Linked DNA regions of Homo sapiens: all the other regions are linked to region 2. A link is a loop called in an ENCODE intact Hi-C map of the cell type or tissue named here. Cell type or tissue: CD14-positive monocyte. All regions are shown on one strand. Region 1 overlaps LOC105374264 (a long non-coding RNA gene). Region 2 has its middle 57 kb from the start of LINC01991. Region 3 has its middle 28 kb from the start of BCL6.

What was found. Peaks named below come from ENCODE experiments on the same cell type or tissue, not always from the same donor. Only the 100,000 strongest peaks of a DNase experiment are listed, where the experiment ranks them.
Region 1: it touches region 2 in a loop (2.2-fold over the local background); 4 of 110 quality-filtered maps call a loop at or near these places.
Region 3: a loop joins it to region 2, with 3 times the contacts of the local background. A loop is called at or near these places in 12 of 110 quality-filtered maps.

What each region holds. Positions count from the first base shown.
Region 1 is chr3:187,855,210-187,859,209 of GRCh38, forward strand. All of the region lies in intron 2 of LOC105374264 (a long non-coding RNA gene), which reads right to left. Among named protein-coding and RNA genes, the nearest start is that of BCL6, 110 kb to the left of the region's middle. In CD14-positive monocyte, no CTCF peak of the experiment used is centred here; a DNase peak (open chromatin) is centred at 1,512; H3K27ac peaks cover 439 bases.
Region 2 is chr3:187,917,493-187,921,492 of GRCh38, forward strand. No RefSeq gene overlaps it. Among named protein-coding and RNA genes, the nearest start is that of LINC01991, 57 kb to the right of the region's middle. RefSeq lists an enhancer at 1,766-1,945. In CD14-positive monocyte, no CTCF peak of the experiment used is centred here; DNase peaks (open chromatin) are centred at 1,729, 2,349 and 2,819; H3K4me3 peaks cover 1,799 bases; H3K27ac peaks cover 2,924 bases.
Region 3 is chr3:187,771,889-187,775,888 of GRCh38, forward strand. No RefSeq gene overlaps it. Among named protein-coding and RNA genes, the nearest start is that of BCL6, 28 kb to the left of the region's middle. In CD14-positive monocyte, no CTCF peak of the experiment used is centred here; DNase peaks (open chromatin) are centred at 1,523 and 2,463; H3K4me3 peaks cover 2,560 bases; H3K27ac peaks cover 2,542 bases.

The DNA of each region.
Region 1 (4,000 bases), 62 kb before region 2:
TCTGACTGCCGCTGCCCTGGAGTGACCACTCCAACATCTGCCTCCAGGAACAGAGGGGTGAGCCAGGGCTCCTGGAAAACTTGACTCTGGCAACACATGATGTTGAAGTGTTGAAACATGCCACTTTGATGTGGCATTAGCTCATGATACTCCTTTATTTCCTTAATTTAGAAGAAAAGCACAGCTGCTAGAATTTTTAATATAATAAGTACAGTGGTGCACTGAATGTTTTCAGGAATTTTTCTACAGAAGCATTGCACCCAATTGTGCAACTTTTACAAAATATATTCATGCAAATCTATTTTTCTCTATTATGCAAAGAGCTTCCCTTCTTTTAAACTGTTTTCTAACCTTTCAACCGCTATTGAATCCAGAAACCAAAGTACCCTGTCTACTTGAAACAATTCTGAAACGAGATAGGGGTTAAATAAATCAGCAAATACGTAAACTAAATTGCTCTATTTGTGAAATGAGGATTCTAAGAAATCTATTTGCTACCTTTCTGCCTGCTTGGCATGGGAGTATTATTTGATCCCTTGTTTTGAACCTACTGAAATGACATCATCAGGTAAGTGCAAAACATTATTATCATCAACTGGTCCATAACATGTTTCATAGGTAAATATCCGGTCTTTGGATGCTTTTCAGGCTTGGGTTGTTAGTGGGTGCCAGTGGCTTATCAGAAAAACTATGGAAAGGATTCTTTCACTGGGAAAAAGAGTGGATTAGAAGCGCCTAAGGTACCTTCAAACCTATTATTCTAATCGATGTCTAAGCTATTGTTGAGACAACTTCTGTTGTAGGTGGAAAAAAGAGTGCTAGTGAAGGCTTTTGCTCTTTGAATGATAATGCAAAACACAACTTATCTGATCACACAAATGATCAAAATTTCAGAGTTGTATTATGTTATTTTCTGTGTAACACTAAAAATTCTCTATCTTATGGTAGACAGCGTGGTGACGGTAGGACCAATCAAGGGCCATAATAATTTTTTTTCTTTACCAGTCTCAATGCCCAATTCATTTATTATATATCACGCTGATTAGGTCTGGAAACTGTTTTTATTAATCATCTTTACCTACCTGCAGAACTTTCCATGTAGTGTTTGCCCAGTGGGTCCTAAGAGTGCCCAGATCTTGATCCTTTCAGCCTCCTGAACCATCAATCAGCAGGAACAGAACAGCCAGGGTTCTGGACTATTCGCATCCAGTAGCAAGTAGCCTTATGTGTCTATTCCAGGGCAACAAATAATACCTCGATTTCTTTGTCTGCCAAGTTATAGAAGGGATTGGAAGGTAATAAACTTCATTGCGAATTATAGGTCTTTCAAAATGGAAAGTTGAAAGACCTATATGGAGTCAGTTGAAACTGGCCCCTTTTTGTTTTCTTCAAGTTTTTTTTTTTTTTAAGCCGCATTATGTGGAAACCTGTCCCTTTCATGTGAACTGTCCCTTTCATGTGACCATGAATTGGTCATCGCTGCCTCACTCCATTTCCCAATCTGGAAAGGAGTGGCTACAATTTAGAAGACAGTTAAAATGTCAAGAGCTCCCTCACATAAGATGGGCAAAAGATTCTCACCAGCTCACTTCCCTCTGCTACCCTAAGATAGGCCCTACCTCACATCCTATTCATTCAGCTCAGATACAATTTCCTCCAATAAGCCTTCTCTGACTCTTCACATTCTGTCACTCAAGCTGGAAATAATCTCCCCATTCTCTGAATCCCATAGCTCTTATTCTGTCCTTTTCTTACAACACTGAGCAATTTTTGAAGGCTGGTCAGTCATATGATAATAACTTTACTGGAATGGAAACTTTTGGGGGGTAATGTCCCTGTCTTTTTTCAATATTCCTTAAAACACTGCTGACAGGACTTGAATTACACATGAGAGTCACTTAATGAGATAAATGAAAGACAAATTAGCTTGACACTTCTGTTTGCTTTGTGGCCACAAAGCACTTATAGCTGATTAATTTGGAAATGTGAACTCCTTAGGAAATATTTTTTGGGATATTTTCTTGGGTGTTTTCAAAAAATTCTGAAAACATATGGCAGAATATTTTTTAATTTTAATAATATGATTTAAAGAAACCCAAAACACATGGAAAGCATTAAACTTTGCTGTTAAACAGTAAAGTACAAAAGAAAACAAATTTGAAACACTTACATATTAAAGTAGAAAAATCTTTGAGCAAACAGTGAATGCTTGAAAGATGTTTTTTTTTTGTTTTTTGAAAATAGAATACAAGAGTCATAAAGATGCCTAGACATAATTTCCCAGCCATGTCACTGTTAGGAATTTTGGAATTTATGCAAAGGTAATAACTCAATAACAGCAAAAAGCAAAATGTACAAAGATGTTCATGACACTACAATAGCAAAAAAGCAAGCAAATAAACAAAAAGTTAAAGACAACTCCAAGGTCTCAAGTAAGGGAATGGCATTATTAATTATAAAACAGCATCAAAAATTATATTAGCTAGTCATGAAAATGCAAACTTTAAAAGGAAAATGCTTATTATGTAATGTTAAGTGAAAAAAATTCAGGCCATAAAATGAAATATACATTATGCATGCATGATGAAAAGACAAGAAATAGATAAGAATGTGCAAAAATACAAATAGTTGGATATGGTGTGGGATTCTGGCTTGTTTTCTGTTTTAAAGACATTACATCATCTTTTCAATGACAAACTACATTTTAAGTAATTGAAAACAAAGTCTCATTAGCCTTGTCCTTGTATAAATTCCCAGAGAACACATTATTCTTATTCATTTCCACCTCTGCTACTTGTCTTTGATTTGGACCAGCTCCATTCTATTTTCCCACTTCTCAGTCATCTAACAAGACTAGAAAAAGACCCCCATCAAACAAAGAAGCAAAATGCACCAAGTTTAGCAGAAGCTGTGAATCCAAATCAGCGAACATTGGCTGACTGGATCTAATACCTTGACCCCAACATTGAAAAGGCAGACCCAGATTCTTCAATGACCACAAGAGGCCTTGGTTTAAGAAGCCTGCCAACGAAGCACAATGTTCCCATCCTCAGAAATAGACCCCGGCGGAGCTTCCAGGGGCCCATAAAAGTCTGCACTCTTGGAAGAATGTGACAACTCTGGCAACAAATACAGATTCGTCATTCTCTATATTAAGGGAATGTTCAGTTGCATCAGGCTTTTTTAACAGGGCCAACACTTAGTGCAATTTTGAGGTTGGCAAAGTGAATTTTCACCTACCCCAAGGCTTCTTTCCCTGCCTCCAGATGATCAATAAAATCACCTCATGTTACAGTTTCAAAGTCCTTTCACATCCAATTTCTCATCTGAATCTTTCATCAGCCCAATGAGGTGGGTGTTATTATTCACTTGACTTTTCAGAAGAGAATATTGAGGCTTAGGGAAGTGAAGCGACTTGTCTAAAGCCACCCAGCAAGTCTGGGACTGAATGAGACACAAGCCCCATCCTAACTTCTGGTCAGTTCTCCTTCCATTTACCCTAGGCACTCATCCCTCTTCCAGTTCATAAGGAGAGCTGACCCAGTGCACCTGCTGACAGCGGCACTCAGCGTGCTGCCATCCCAGGGATACCTATGTTTTAAAGGAAGGCAGATGGGGAAAGACAGCATGTAGCCTGTAAGAAGGAAAAGTCAAGTGGAATTCCAAAGAAGATGCTGAAATAGCTGACTTAGCAGCTCTAGGGAACTATAGAGAAAAACACTGAGAGGTAGAGAGAGCTATGAGGAACCCCTGGGGAGACAGAAACTCTTTTTAACTGTCAAGTATGTGTATCTGGAAAGGTCTTAGCCTAAAGCAAAAGGTATCCAGGCTGCTGTAGAAGGATGAAATAAAAGCTGTTGCTTCTTAGACTTCATTTCTCCTCCCTCTCACTCTCACTGTTTTGGGACAGACACGGCACGAGCTTAGAACTCTTGAACAAGTGCTCCTGGGATGTAAAACTAGGGTAGTGTGGAAGCCCTGTGCCTGGGTGGGAGTGAGA
Region 2 (4,000 bases):
TTTTCTTTCTCTCTCTCTCTCTGTTTTTTTGTTTTCGTTTTTTTTTTTTTTTTTTTTTTTTTTTTTTTTTTTTTTTAAGGCAGCCTGCTCCTTATATTAATCATCTTGCTGTTTGTTTAGTTCTGGGAAGGCAAGCACTGATTCACAAAGGAAAATCTCGCCTAGTGGTCAGATTGAATAGTATCTTTGCTACATTTCGGTTTGAAGATACCACCCAATTTATTTTTGATATTTCTTATATAAGGTTGCACATGATACATTTCTTGTGGAGTTTAGGGCTAGAAAGGGCTGGGTCCCCCTTGATCCATAGCTATTCTTCCTTTACTAGAGGAAGAGGGCTGTGAAATGCAATGCATGTTCCTTTCTTGTCTAAGCTGCTGGGAAGCTCAAAATCACATCATATGCTTGATTAAAATTATTCTTATTCTGTGTTTTTTTCTTCGAGCTGTCCTTTCATGACAAGGTCTTAATCTTTCATCTGTGTTTTAATGATCCTGTAATTTCTGTGACTAACAGTATATGTTACTTCAAATCCTTTTTTAAAGTAAGTGGCATGCAAATAAATCAATAATGCGGACAACTATGTTTTATAAAAACTTTGCAGATAAGAAAATCGGAAAGATTAAACCTTATTCTATGATGAAGTCTGAAATTTCATTTCTAACACAAATTAATCATTAATATTTAAAAGCTTATACATAGTAATAGCTATGAACCTTTGCATATCCCTTACCATTTATAAGGCAAACGCTTTCACATATGTGATCTCATTTTGTAATTAGCATTCACACTTTACAGATGAGGAAAGTGAGGCTTAGTGAGATTAAGTTAGTAAACTCAGATCTTCTGACCCTAGGCCAAGTCTCGAGTTGTTCTCCCCACCCCGCCCCCAACATCACTTTGCCTCTCATTGTCTTCTCATTTAAATCAGCATTCTTCTCACTACCTCTAGACAAACGCTTTGTTTTTTTAATGTGTCCATCAGAATTAAGCAAAAAAGCCATTTCAAGTGTTTATTTCTCTTACTGGGAGGGTATGCAAAAAGTTTGGAAACCACTGATTTAAGGTCTAAAGGGTCAAGCTTGAAGCTTGGAGTGGTCACTTCTAGAAGATCTGAACTCCCTGTCATCCTGGGGTTCCCTGTGTCAGTTTAATGGGGCAGGGGGAGACATCCAGTCTCTAACATACTTTTCTTTTCTAAATAAATGTAATGCCTAAGTGACACACAGATACCTGTAATACCTGTTGACACCAAATCAACAGATTGCTGGGAGAGTCAAGGAGAAGAAAGTTTCGTTACTCCCTAGGGCTTGTTGGTGAGAAAACACATGTGAGTCTTTAAATTGAAAGTGTCAGAGACGTGTTGTTCCACCAAGGGAGGAGTGGGGGGCAGTTGGCCAGCTTACTTTAACACGACTCTGAAGATAAGTGCTTGGTAAGCACTGTATTTGTATTTTTGCTTTTTGCCACTTCAGGCAACCTACCTACTGCCAATTACAAGTTGAAAAGCTTTGGAGATAGTTTGTATAGAAGGTCCTCTGCCTACAGAAACTTCTGGGAGGCTGAGTACCCTAAAAGAGATGTGCATCCGATGAGGTTGTGTCTGATTCTCCTCCAGGTTTGGACAGACCCAATTCTAGTTTCCCATTAGGGCCCAGATCCTGCCCACAGTCTGGGGGCTAGAGAGGCTAATCTCAAAGGGCTAGAAATGAGTCAGTTTCCACGCTCAACATCAGGCGTGTGGCTTCCTGAAGCACAGACGAGGAAGCGTTGAATTTCAAAGAGCAAATTTTTTTTTTCTTTGCATACCATATCCGGAACTGAAACCACCAATTCATTTCACTTAAGATTTTGCACTATACTCAGATCATCAATAACATCCCAGAGATAAGATACCAAGATTTTCTCAATGCAGACATTCTGTCTTCCTCTCTTTCTGTCTTTTGGTGATGACTGTTATTGAATTCTTCTTCTTTTTCTTCTTCTTTTTGAGTCCTAACAACACAAAATTCGGAAGCCTTTGTTTTTTTCATAGGTGTCTGTGAGTACTAGAAGTCAAATGTCCAAAAATCTGCTGAGACTTTCACCTTGCTCATAACTTTCTGCTTTCCCTTGCTAGTCAGGTGTGTGTAAGATCACAGATCCAGCATTCCACTCAAGGGGGTAACTAGATTTGCTGAGGGCTCGCTGAGGTAACCAGTCACCTCACTAAACAGTGAAAGTGGTTGAAAGATGGAGTCTGTGGCAGATTCATGCAAACTACCCTCACAATGAGAAAAGCAATGGAAAATACTCACATCCTCCTGATGCTGCTGTAACATCAATATGTTAGGAGGAAGGAAGATTCCTACATATCACAGTGCAATTTATAAACCACTTTCACATTCGTTCTGTCTTGATTCTTACCGGAACTTTTGAGATCAGCCACACAAGCATTATTCTTCCCATTTTAGAGATGGGGGCACACAACACTAACAAAAGTAGAAAGATGGACCTAAGCAGTGACAGTGACAGAGCCAGAGGCCTCCGATTAGACCCCAGCTTTATTGATTCTAAGTCCAGTATTCTTGTAACTGCTGTCTAACCTTATGTATAATATAATATTACATCATAATCCATGACCTAATGTTACACAGTCATTTGTTGACATTTTAAAATTTCAAGTTCTTGCAGGTCAGAGTTAATGGTTGTTGGTCATTACTTTGGTATAACCCTTGCAGGCCTCTGCTTAGTTTATTCAAAAAGTGGGGGAATGGCATTAAATTCTGTGTTGCTTTCAGTTCTAACATTTTGTGAGTCTATGTGTCATCCTTGGAATTGCCCAAAAGTGTTACCACAGTGTTCACCACGGAGCATCAGTTCCCAGGATGACAGTAGTTTTAGGTAAAAATTGACACCACCATCAAATAAGTTTTTAAAAAGAAGGATTGGCCAGGTGCGGTGGGTCATGCCTGTAATCCCAGCACTTTGGGAGGCAGAGGCAGGTGGATCACGAGGTCAAGAAATCGAGAGCATCCTGGCCAACATGGTGAAACCCCCGTCTCTACTAAAAATACAAAAAAATTAGCTGGGTGTGGTGGGGCACACCTATAGTCCCAGCTACTCGGGAGGCTGAGGCATGAGAATTGCTTGAACCTGGGAAGCGGAGGTTGCAGTTAGCCAAGATCATGCCACTGCACTCCAGCCTGGTGACAGAGCGAGACTCCGTCTCAAAAAAAAAAAAAAAAAAAAAAGCAGGATTATTCCAAATGAAACAGGTTGCTTTGCTACAGCCCTTCTCAGAGCCTTTGAATGTAAATCTACAGGGAGGAAATATGGATACACAACATTCCTCTTTACTTGGCCCTAGAACACGGATCTTATGAGATTAGTACTCCATGGAGTTCATTTTAATAAACAGTGGACATTCTCTAATGATCCCATTGGTCTCTCAAAGCAGCAGCACACATTTCAAGAGAAATTTTGCACCATTCCAGCACCACAAACCCCACGCCACACCGTGCCAATGCCGCACACACCAAGTCATGCGGTGTAGTCCTCCAACCCAGGGCCACCTGAAGTTGAGCAATTCCAGCTGCACAATCTGGATCACATCACTTCAGCCACAGAAGCTTTTGTGTTTAAAAAAAATCCCCACAATCTGTCTGAAAGCAAGGACTTCCACATGTTGCCTGAATACAGGACTAGAGACAGCGCCTTTCATTGCCTTGGAAGTTTATTGCCCTTTCATTTCCCTGAGTGCAGAATCCCATCATTCTCCCGATTATGAGAGGAGAGAAGAGAGGCTGCCCAAGGTTTTTGCATCCTGCCTCTTGTCATTCTGTCTCCCCTGGCTTTTCTAGTATCTTTCCTCTTTAGAGAAAGGAATTCTAGACTCTCAGACTCTTAGGAGTGTGGAAAACCAAAGGGGAGATTTCTCCAATCTGCAGCCACTCTTAACTTGACTCTTCCCCTTTGGCCTCCCTTCCAGAGCCTCTGTTGAACAGCTTCTGTGGGGCGG
Region 3 (4,000 bases), 150 kb before region 2:
CTCAAATAAATAAATAAATAAATATAAAAGAAGACAAATATTCAAACTAGAAATTATTTGTTAATACTTATTGTTAATTTACTTCTTAATCTGCCTTGCATTTTTTTTTTCTCTGTAGAAAACTCAAAATAATGTATTATAGGCACTTGTAATTATAAAGTTAATTATGGGAGAGAGACAAGGTAGATAGGAATTGGAGAATATCAGGCCTGGAAGTGTCAAAGGCAGTATCGTCCAACTCATCATTTAATAAATGGGAACATTAAAGAGCACAAAGTCAAATTGTTGTCCAAGACCACAAAGAGCCTGGAGAGAACCAGGACTCCACGCCCCTTGGCTGAGTGTTCCTTCTTCGCCGTACTTCCATCTCTCTAGAGTCACACCTATGGTTGATTTTATGATGCTGATAATGATCAAGAGGAGGAAAGAGGAGAGAAATGGTCCCATAATTTTGGCCTTATTTGCAGGAATTGGAAAATTTCTCCCACAGCCAGACACACTCAATTGGTTAGTTTTCTTCAAAACCCTGCCCACAGCAGCATTCTGATCAACATCCATCACTTTCCTTCCCAGGATTCCAGAGGAGATCCAGGTGGTGATCAAAGAGGAGACCCTGTTGGCAAAGCTCCCTTCTGGCACTGATGAACTGGATGTAAGGTCTATCTCTTGTCCCTCTGAATGATAACAAAAATATGCTTACCTAAAGTTGCTCCCTGGATCTCAACAGAAACTTCATAACTGGTCATTGCTTCCAGAAAACCTTCCTACCATTCAGGCTTACACATAGCTGGCCACTCAGCTAAGACAAGTAATGGGCTGAGAAAAATCAAATAAAAGTGTGTGGTTTTGATATATGCATTTTATTACTGGCATTAGTCAAGTAATCATGGGCCAGTGAATTTTCAAAGCAGCCTTTTAATACTCAAGCACAGTGCAGAGTAAGAAGGATGAGAATATGACCTTTTCAAAGCCCCATTTTTCTTAGGCCTTTTAGTAACTCCATGGCCCCAACTCTGGAATCTGAAGACTTAATCTTAAAAGATTATGTGGGAAGAGGCAGCAAGGTGTAGATAAAAACATGCTGAGCCTAAAGTCGAAAAACTGGAGACTATATTTTGATGGTAAATATCAGATGTATGACCCTGGCAAGGCATTTGACTTTCTGGCCCTGGTTTCCTCCATGAAAAACTGGGATAATATTCATATTTGTCATTTGTAACTACTACTGTGTTGTTCAAAGATAAACAGAAAGGGTATAAGATATTCGAATATTATTATTTTCATTAATTATAATTATAGTATTAGTGCTCAATTGCATTAGGCTTCTCCTTAAAACAAAATTGCTTGTATGTCTGAATGGATCAGGAAAAGAAGATGGGAGGGGCAAAAAAAGGAAAGTCACTCTTTTCCTGGAAAGCGTTGTTGTTTAATTCTTTTCTTGGAGTAAAAAATCCCAGCCACGCCGTAGGGAACAGAACATAGGCTTCTCTTTGATGTCACCCCTCACCCAATAGTATCACTTCCCTTTTTTCACCAACCGCTTCAAAGATCTTACGTCTGGGCTTCTGTAGTGACCACGCCAAACATTTAAATCCCCCACTTAAACAAGTACCAGAGACGAAACAACCAAAAGAAAGACAAAGCAAGAGGAGAGAGGGTAGAAAGAGAACAATACAATCGTGTTCTTTGAAAGGATGATGGTTAATAAGACTTACTTTAGTTTAGAGCCAAATAGTTTTCTTCCAACAGAGACGGTCATAGCAAACCCAGACAGGAGCGGGCAGGAGCAGAGACGTGAGCCCTGCTCTCTAACTAGTGGTATTATCACCCATTTGTGGCTCCTGAGAGAGAACAGCGGGGCAAGCCAGGCCTTAGCACTGTGCCTTGCATTAATTAACAAGCACGGACCTGGCCTTTCAGGTACACCAGGGATGGGCCTCTCTCCCTCGTCTTAGGTTCTGCCGGAAGCCAGGGTGAGTCCTGTACAGATTCTGAACCCTTCTTTATGTGCACAGACCCAACTCTCACGCCTACCGATGTTGGTCTGTGCTACTCCTTCATCCAGGCAGCAAATCAGCACGGACCCAGGGTAAGTCATAGAAATCAGGAAAATGAGGTAGTTACAGAGCCTGCTAAGGAGCCCAAGAAGTGAGAGTTAGGGCAGAAAGCCTCTTCAGTCACTCCTTCACCAGGCCATTCTTTTATTCCTGAGTCACCCTCCACACCCCAGCGTTCAAACTGAGACCCATCACTCTTACCAGGTATGGACAGATGCTGCAAATGCTGCCTTTTGTACGACTATGGCAATTTGACACGATGTTCTTCCTGTTGTGTTTGAAATCTCCCCATGCACTTCCTTTCAAGTGGTTATTTCTTAGCTGGATCGAGGAAAGACCAGCCTTGCATAAGACAAAGCCAGTGATCATTAGCCAGCATGGAGCCGTGAGCAGTGCATGCGTAGTTATACTAATTGGTTGATTGATGCAGGTTCTGTTGGAAAATACTGCATTTTAAGGAAGTGCAACCTTTTAACTTCTGACATGGAGTAGGCAGCATGCCAAGAGAAGGACTGGACTAGTCATAGAACAATCCGTTGAGCCGTGGGCACTGAATTGAGCACAAAATAAGCAGGGTTCACAGATTCGCAGAGGACCCAAGGAGAAGAGAGCCAGCAGGTAATTGTCAGGTACCACAGCAAATACCAGTAAGGTGATCTTGGCCCCTCCTGTTTGCCAGGTCCAGGTTTGGGCATGTCAGTTACCTCTATTACACATTTTTTTCCCCAGTGCTGCCATCTATATTTAATTAAATTGCATTATGCAGAACCCCATGGCTCAGAATCCTGGAATATTAGTGTCTTTAGTATTAAAAGACTCAATTAGCCCATGTGCACAGCGGGCTTCTCTCTCTTCCCCAAAAGGGTAGGACAACTTGTTGTTTTTGTTGTTTTTTAATATATCCAAAAATAAAACTCATTACTCACATTCCCAGAGTGGGCCTGGTAAGAGTAAATGGAACCAAAGAATCATAAAATTTTTGGATTACTCCATATCTGAATCTCCAACATATAATGCCCCTACCAAAGTGTCTATCCAGATTTTTCTTAGGTATCTCAGGGCAAGGAACTCTCCACCTTCCAAGGTGGCTCATACCATGGTTGATCACATTTAGAAGTTGAAGAGTTTAAATTTGGACTTATTTATTTGTTCAATTATAGGAAGAAATTTACCACAGCAAATTAGCACTTACCAATGATATCTGGGGGCTATGGGCATGGCTACTGACCTCAATGGATGCAAATAGGATCTATGACCACAGAATATACCCCCACTCTCAACTTATATGTAAGTCTTTGGTCAGCAAAATGGATAGACAAAATTATATGCCGCACACAGTACACATCTATTGACAGGACTAGAGGAATATTTATAAATCATAGATTTAGGTATTGATGATAAAGGCTTATATGGGAATCTTCCCTTGGTCACAGAGAAGGGAGCTAGATCTGGTCTACTTTGATTTTGGCTTCTAGGGGATCATGTGAAAACCAGGTCAATATCACATTCTTGGAAATGAGATGGACAGTTATTATGTCCTAGCTCCTTAGTCATTTTTACAGGTTTTTCCTCTTCTCTTTTGTCTTGAACCCATGCCCTAGGTCAGAAAATCATAGAATTAAATTCCTAATACAGTTTTGGAACTGAAATTTTCCCAGAAGAAATCTTATCTGATTTTCTTATCCCGAAACTAGAAAATTGAGGCCTGGAAAAAGTAGGCAGCTAGCCCAAGTTCACAGAGCTCTTTTGAGATGAAGCCAGAACTAAAATAAGTCTCCCAGCACCTAGTGGAGTGCTTTACTCTTTATTATCAATGATAATATGTTGAGTATGTACAGGGTGTGATGGTTTCTCTAATGTGCTTTGGAGCAGGAACTATAGAAAGTTTTGTGGAACAGAGAAATGAGCCAACCCTGTAGTCTCCCCAGGTGGCAACCTTGTGG